Regions from separate parts of the Homo sapiens genome. Here region 1 is linked to region 2. A link is a contact called in ENCODE Hi-C or POLR2A ChIA-PET data. All regions are on one chromosome and are shown on one strand. Each heading gives the region's core, a stretch centred on a gene start or an enhancer-like site at or near the end of the contact. The rest is flanking DNA. Distances are from core to core; before and after follow the strand shown. Region 1 has its middle 150 kb from the start of GACAT2. Region 2 overlaps GACAT2 (gastric cancer associated transcript 2).

Evidence for each region. Hi-C counts contacts between places; a loop is a spot of excess contacts on that map. ChIA-PET counts read pairs that join two places held with the same protein, here RNA polymerase II (POLR2A). Pooled maps may share reads with other maps.
Region 1: a loop to region 2 is called in a map of CD8-positive, alpha-beta T cell, with 2.6 times the contacts of the local background. The contact joins two enhancer-like sites. A Hi-C loop is called at or near these places in 2 of 168 maps with a recorded cell type or tissue (CD8-positive, alpha-beta T cell and Right ventricle myocardium inferior) and 2 of 50 pooled maps. POLR2A ChIA-PET finds 5 or more read pairs at or near these places in 1 of 52 experiments (PC-9).

Annotation. Positions count from the first base shown.
Region 1 is chr18:8,859,036-8,863,097 of GRCh38, reverse strand. No RefSeq gene overlaps it. Among named protein-coding and RNA genes, the nearest start is that of GACAT2, 150 kb to the right of the region's middle. Within about 2 kb of position 2,122, at least 2 of the 41 ENCODE cell types and tissues checked have a DNase peak (open chromatin) inside an H3K27ac peak, as active enhancers do.
Region 2 is chr18:8,694,517-8,698,599 of GRCh38, reverse strand. It overlaps GACAT2 (gastric cancer associated transcript 2), which reads left to right. Exons shown (of 2, transcript NR_120598.1): 2 at 2,479-2,744. Among named protein-coding and RNA genes, the nearest start is that of MTCL1, 9.0 kb to the left of the region's middle. Within about 2 kb of position 1,804, at least 2 of the 41 ENCODE cell types and tissues checked have a DNase peak (open chromatin) inside an H3K27ac peak, as active enhancers do.

The DNA of each region.
Region 1 (4,062 bases), core at 873-3,372, 160 kb before region 2:
AACTGATACACACACACACACACGCACGCACTTACTTCTTGCTATGTATAATGCATTGTGATAAGTGTCTATAAGTTACAAGCAAATCAAAATAGAACCTGCCCTCAGAAAGTTTACAAAGAATTATAGTAGAAACAAGATAAAAGACATGGTCCCCAAGTCATAGTTCAAGATAGATAGTGACAGCGTCCCCAAGAGAAATAGGTATAAAGTGACATCAGTAGTCAGAGGAAGGAAGACGACCTCTGGCTGAAGGGACTCATTAGGCTTCATGGAGGAGGCAGCACTTGAGCTGGGCCTTGAAAGAGGTGGACAAGAACATTCCAGGTAGAAGAAAGAGCAAAATAAAGGCAGCGTGGCAGTATGGCTGGGAAGCAGCAATAGTTCATCTGCTTGAGATGCAGATCATGAGAAGAGAGCAATGACAAAAAAGGTTACAAAGCAAGTAGGATCAGTTTGTACAGGACCTTGAATGTCAGGCAAAAGAGTGGATTTAGCCTGGCCAACATGGCGAAACTCTGTCTTTACTAAAATATACAAAAATTAGCCGGGTGTGGTGGCACACACCTGTAATCCCAGCTACTCCAGAGGCTGACGCACGAGAATCGCTTGAACCCGGGAGGCAGAGGCTGCAGTGAGCCCAGATCACGCCACTGCACTCCAGACTGGGCAACAGGGTGAGACCCCATCTGAAAAAAAAAAAAAAAAGAGAGTGGATTTGAGCAGAGGTGTGATATTGCTGTAATGTACAGGTTGGACCTGGGTGGAGAGAGTATGGAGGGTGGGCCTACTTTTCACAGCCATATAGTGCCTTGCCTTCCAAAGACTGATCCATAGACCAGAAGCATTGGCATCACCTGGGAGCTTGCTAGAAAGGCAGAGTATCTAACCAAGAAGACCTAGTGCACCACAATCTGCATTTTAACAAGATACATGGATAATTCTTAGGCAAATCTAAGTTTTAAAAGCACTGATCTAGATGTTAAAAGCACTGGTCTGGAAGTGAGATAATGGATTGTCTTCTGTACCAGCAGAGGGATCTGAATCAATCCTTCACTACCCCAAATCCTGAGCCCAACAGGGAATATAGGTAGATAATTGATCCTCATGTTGCTGTTTGACGTAACAGGAAGGACAGTTCAATCCTGGAGGCCCACTGAAGAGCATGTGAAATCTCAGGGTGAGGAAGGGGTAAACAATCTAAAGCAGAAATGCTGTCACTCTTCCATTTCATGTTGGCATCTCATCATGAAGGCCTCTGTGGATTAGTGATGCTCATCATCATTAGTGATGATGTGGATCAATGCTCTTGGGCTATGGTGAGTGGAAGCCAAGATTATTTCATCTGAATAATTTATCATCCCCCAGCATTAAATATTGAAGATGTGGCCAGGTACTATTGAGTTCTTTTAAAGGTTATGGACCCTGCTGATCCTTTCTTGGCTGCCATTTTTAATTAGGTCTCCATATGCTTTGCCAGACTTGGTCAGACAACAAGCTACTTCTGTCTGAACCGTCTGTGAATTCTCCTGTTTTGAGTCTCCACTTAGCCAGCACCTTGACTTGTCAATGATGAAGAAGCAAGAGGCAAGGAAATCATGGGCCCTTCCCACTCAAAGGCTGACTCCCTTCAAGCTGCTTCCCAGTGTTTCTGCTTCATTGATGATCTTACATCACCTTCCAGAGAGTGACGGAGGACTGGCAGAAAGGATGTAAGCATGGGCCATTCCGAATATACTAAGAACTTAGTGAAGACATAGGGATCTATAACTTCCATTCAGACTCACAGGGAATGTTCTGGAGATAGGTCATGGTTCTCCTTTAACTACAAATCTGGCATCAGGTCTCAGGGAATGCCTGACAGCTTCAAAAGAAGTCATGAATCTAAATAGCAACAACCGAAAATGCTGAGTTCAGACTCCCAGTCTATTCTGACAAGTATTAGCAGGAGTGCTTTAATTGCTAGCACCTGGGAAAAACAGGCATTCAAGTTCTGTTGTGAAAAGACCAAGCTGACAGTCAAGAGACCTCACCTGGGCATGAAGATCAGTTCTGCCTTCTCTTGTTCTTCTTCATACCAGCGGAATGACTTCATGAGTTATTTGATCTATTTGAGTCTTAGTTCCTCATTTGCACAATGTGAACAAAAACACTGCATCAACGGGATTTTGTGAGAATCTCTGAGTGTTCTGAAGCAGTTCAGCCACATTAACACCAGAACCTGCTGATGAATTCCAGTTCTGTAAAAGAATCTAAGTAGCCCAAAAGGCCCTACTATAAGGAATCCCATTCCTCTTGTACAAAGAAGCAAATAGGCTTTAATCTCGTTGAAAGAGTAGTTTGGGAGCATCTTTTTTAAAGAAACCAGAATAGAAAATTATTTTGAGTGCATCTTTAGGGGAGGCATTCTTTTCCATTACCCAGCCTACCATATAGAACTGTCTTCAGAGCACTTAAGAAAACCAAATCTAGAGATGGCACAGGCAGACCTGTCTTCTCTGGAAAACTCAGAACCTGGAGCATGCCTGCTCTGGCCCCTGGCCTCTCATAAAGCAACTCTCTCCCACAGATTAGGAATCTTTCAAGAAGAGGCTTTTGTGGTTCTCATTTGTGCTATTGCTGTCAGGTTAGAATCTTTGCTCTTTCTCCAGCAAAGAGGGAGAAAAGTGATTACAAGACTCTTTTACTATCCTATATTTGTTGCTAGCCTGAACAACCTCTAAAGATCTTCCAAAAGTCAAGATTCTGAGACTGTTCAGAACTCTTACAGACTTCTTGGCATACATTAAAATGTGCAAAGAACACCTCCAGTGTCAGCAACAAACAAACGAACAAAAAACCCAAACAAAAACAACAACAAAAAACCTCTCCAGGAATAAGCCATTCAAAAGAAGTTGCATTCTTTTGGAGAATCTCAGAAGTACAGTTTGAGAGAAATAAGATTGATCTAGAAAGATGATTTTCCCACTCACGTAGTCACATTCCTGCTTGAGAATTTATAATGATCTGTCTGGTTTCCTAGTTCTGTATGTATTTATTCATTCACTGGTAAACATTTGTGGAAATGCCTATATTTGCCAGGTACTGTGACTGTGGGGTTATAGCAGGAACACGAGAGGGATATGGTCCCTGCCCCATAGAGTGCATACTGCAGAACCTCAGTTCTGACAGCCCTCTCCTAAACTCTGGAGTTCATTCTTTGCCCAGTCAGAAGGAATTTAAAATACAGTCCCATAAGATTATAATGGAGCTGAAAAATTTCTATAGCCTAGTGACATTGTAGCTGTTGTAAAGTCATATCACACTTACTGTATTTTAAAAATAAATTTAGCATAGCCGAAGTGTACAGAGTTTGTAAAGTCTACAGTAGTACACAGTAATGTCCTAGGCCTTCACATTCACTCACCACTCACTCACCCAGAGCAACCTCCAGTCCTGCAAACTTCATTCATGGCAAGTGCTTTATACAAGAGTATCTTTTTTTTTTAACCTTTATATCAAATCTTACTGTATCTTTTCTATATTTAGAAATGTTTAGATACATAAAATATTTACCATTGTGTTTCAATTGTCTACAATAATCAGTACAGTAACTTGCTGTACAGGTTTGTGTCCTAGCAGCAGTAGACTATAGCATATGATCTAAGTGTGTAGTAGGCTACACCATCTAGGTTTGTGTAAATGAACTCCATGAGTTCACACGATGATGAAACTGCCTAAGGATGCAGTTCTTGGAATGTATCCCCAATGTTAAGCAACACAGGATTGGACTCTAATATCCCAGTGACTCATCAAATCAGCCCTGCTCTAATCTTAAATGCTGTTGGTTCAAGTAGCTCCAGCCTTCCCTCTGAAGTATAGCAAAGGAGGAACAGCATGATGCCTGGGATCTGATAGACCAGGGCTCCAACTTGGCTCACCCACTTTGTGGCTGTGGGGTGGGGCTTAGGATGAATTATATAAGTTCTCTAAGCTTTAGTGTCTTATCTGTAAAATGGGTATGTTGGAAGGCTTAAGCAAGCTGAGTTTTGAGAAGTGCCCTGTTCAGGGCCCAGTACAGTG
Region 2 (4,083 bases), core at 555-3,054:
TTCTATGTAGAGCATCTGACTACTTCATTATATATTTTGTAGTATATATGTACCTAAGCTTTATATATTGAAATAGATATTATTTTGTTATAAGTTGGTTTCTTATTATTTCTTTTTTGTATTACCATTAGAGAAGTATATCAGTTTTTAAAAATATACGGTTAGGGGAGTGACAACCACAAGTAGTGATTCTCATTTCAAGAAATTAAATGGCTACAAAACTGGTGTCCAGAATATATAAAGAACCCTTGCAACTCAGCAATAAAAAGACAAGTAACACAATTTTAAAATGTTCAAAGGATTTGAATAGACATTTCTTCAAAGAAGATATATAAATCACCAATGAGCATATGAAAATGTACTCAACTTCATTGGTCATTAGAGAAATGCAAATAGAAGTCACACCCATTAGGATGGCTAAAATAAAAAAAGATGAACAATAACAAATGTTGGCAAGTATGTGGAAAAATTAGAACCCTCATACACTGTGGATGGGAATGTAAAATGGTGCAGACACTTTGGAAAGTTGGCTATTCCTCAGAGATTTACCATATGACACAGCAATTCTACTCTTAGGTGTATACCCAAGACAATTAAAAAGATATATACAGGCCGGGCGCGGTGGCTCAGGCCTGTGGTCCCAGCACTTTGGGAGGCCGAGGCGGGTGGATCGCGGGGTCAGAAGATCGAGGCCGTCCTGGCTGATACGGTGGAACCCCGTCTCTACTAAGAGTACGAAAAATTAGCCGGGCGTGGTGGGGGGCGCCTGTGGTCCCAGCTACTTGGGAGGCTGAGGCAGGAGAATGGCGTGAACCTGGCGGGCGGAGCTTGCAGTGAGCCGGGATTGCGCCACTGCACTCCACCCTGGGCGACGGAGCGAGACTCCGTCTCAAAAAAAAAAAAAAAAAGATATATACACAGAAAAACTTGTACATAGATGTTCATAGTAGTATTCCAATACACATGCCCATCAGTAGATGAATGGATAAGCAAAACGTGGTATATTAATAAATGAAATATTATCCAGCCACAAAAAGCAATGAAGTACTGATACATGATCCAATATGGATGGACCTTGAAAACTATACTAAATGAAAGAAACCAGCCACAAAAGGCCACATAGTACATGATTACATTTGTATAAAATGTCCAGAATTAGCAATTCCATAAAGACAGAAAGTAGATTAGTAGTTGCCAAGGGCTGAGGGAAGGAGGAATGGGAGTGACTGCTGCTAATGGGTACAGGGTTTCTTTTTGGGGTGAGAAAAGTGTTCTGGAATTACATAATGATGATAGTTGTATAACTTTGTGAATATACTAAGACACACTGAATTGTATCTTTTAAAAAGTTAAATTTTATGGTACGTGAATGATACCTCATTAAAATAGTTACATGAGAAAAAAAGGCAAAATACAGGGTATAATTCAAGAATTTTAATTTTTAAATATAAAGTATTTATAGCCAAATTTGATTTACTTTTAAAATATGTCTTATTAAATAGTTTAATAAAAGCAAAACTGTTCTAGCAAAAAAAAAAAAGAAATTAAATGGCATTTGTAAAAAAAAAAAAAAAAAAAGCAGGTGGGGCTCTGGGGCTGGCAGGGTTGAGAAAGAGACAGCTCCTGCCCCGAGAGAGCCGCGATGTCCCGGAGGGTGCCCCCTTGTGGTGGCTTTTGGGATGGCACCCTTCCCCACTGGGATAAAATAGAATCTATTATGGAATGGTCAGCCCCACGGTGATGGGTGTATGTATAATTTAAAACAGCCTCCAGGTGGTTCTAAGAATCTTCTTTCATCAGAGGAGGCAGAATTCCCTTATACAACCTTTTGGCATGTTTGCTACATGTTTGCAACCTTTTGGCATATTGCCTTGAAATTGAACATTTGAACTCTTTTTCTCTTAAAACATAACTGCTAAACTTTCAAAAATTATCCTGGGATTCTAAGCTTGTTGCACAGGAAAAATACGTTGTTATGTAAGGAAAACTAATCAAAGTTCTCTACCTTTCCTGGTCAGCAGCATGTGTTTCCAAAAAATTTAAGAGAAATTAATGGGTTAATTGAGAACATTCTACATCTCACCATGTTTGCTCTTATCATAATTCACCATTGCTGATTTCTCTACCTACAGAGTTGCTGAACCTGGCTTGATTTTCCCATAGAACTGAAGCCTGAGGAACTTATATTTGTTTTGTCTGAGTTTCTTTCTCGGGAAACCAACCATCAGGGCTCCCAGATAGTATCAGGGAACTGAAACTTTTCAGATGATGGCATCCAGTCATGAGATGCACCTGCTGCCTGTTGACCAATTCCTCTTCTTTACCTCTCTCTAACCCCCTGCTATATAAACCCCTAACTTTAGATAGTTAGGGAGATAGATTTGAGACTGGTCTCCCATGTCCCAGCTGATGTCACCTGCATTAAAGCCTTTCTTCCCCAGCAATACTCATCATCTCAGTGATTGGCTTTCTCTACAGTGACAACTGGACCTGGCCCGAACCCCTGGCATCTGGCAACATTATTACCTGTCGAAACAGAAGTAGAGATTTGAAATAGAGGATGCCTGTTCCCATTTCCTCCTGCTGTCTGGAAGGAAGTCTGGCTTTCCAGCCCAACTCTAAGCTCATCTTTACATACAAAATAAGGGTATGTTTACATGGAAAGCAAAAATAGAACCATGGATTTACAGAAGGTTCCATAGCAGCAAATAACAGTGCTTATGAAATAAACATTTTAAATATTATTCCTGTGTAAAATTATTGTCAGGCATACTTTACCAATGAAGAGATAGAACAATGTGGGTTCTATGCCTGGACACAATGATTTGTTTAGTGACCTTGCACAAAATAGGCTCAGTCTTCCTGGGCCTTAGAGGCCTTGTCTATAAAATTAAGGAGTGGAATTTAAATAAGCTTTAATATTATTCCCAGCTTTATGAATCTGAGTAAGGTTGACTTAAAAGTGTTATTTTTATTACTTTTTACATTACTTTTTTTTTGAAATGGAGTTTCGCTCTTGTCGCCCGGGCTGGAGTGCAGTGTCATGATATTGGCCCATTGCATCCTCCGCCCCCTAGGTTCAAGTGATTCTCCTGCCTCAGCCTCCTGAGTAGCTGGGATTACAGGTGCGCGCCACCATGCCTGGCTAATTTTTTGTATTTTTAGTAGAGACAGGGTTTCTCCACGTTGGCCAGGCTGGTCTCAAACTCCTGACCTCAGGTGATCCACCCCCCCTCAGCCTCCCAAAGTGCTGGGATTACAGGCGTGAGCCACTGTGCCCCACCCTTTTTACATTACTTTTAATGGCAAAAACCACAATTGCTTTTGCACCAACCTAATAATTCTCAGTATGGCATTATTCACAACAAACTTTAGGTCGCCTGTGTTCAGCCATTTTTGTGTCACCATAAAGAAATAACCTGAGGCTGGGTAATTTATAAAGATAAGAGGTTTAATTGGCTTATGGTTCTGCAGGCTACGCCAGCCTGGCTCCGGCATCTGCTTCTGGTGAGGGCCTCAGGGAGCTTCCAATAACGCTTTAAGGTGACAGGGAGCAGGCGCCACGTGGTGAGCGTGGGAACAAGAGTTGGGGGAGGTGCCACACACTTCTAAATAACCAGATCTCGTGTGAACTCAGAGCGAGAACTCACTCATCACTGAGGGAATGGTGCTAAGCCACGCATGAAGAATCCCCCCCCATGATCCAAACACCCCCCCCCAGGCCCACTTCCAACACTGGAGGTCACCATTTAATGTGACATTTGGAGGGGACGAAACATCTAAACCATATCATCACCTCTGTTCATTCTCAGACAAAATATACTCAAAGGATGTTAACTAATCTTAATAGAATAGCATAATTAGGAAGGTTAATATGATGGAATTAATATAACAGATGTTGGTGAGCCAAAAAAGCAAACTCAGTTGCCTCCCACTCTACCCTCACAACACAATTCTGATGCCAAATGTGCAGGGATTTTTCCCCAGCAAACAAGCAATTAATTCTGCAGTGGACATCAGCTGGGTGTCCTCTAGTTCAATTCAATTCTGACACTGTCCACCTAGAGATGGCCTCAGATTACA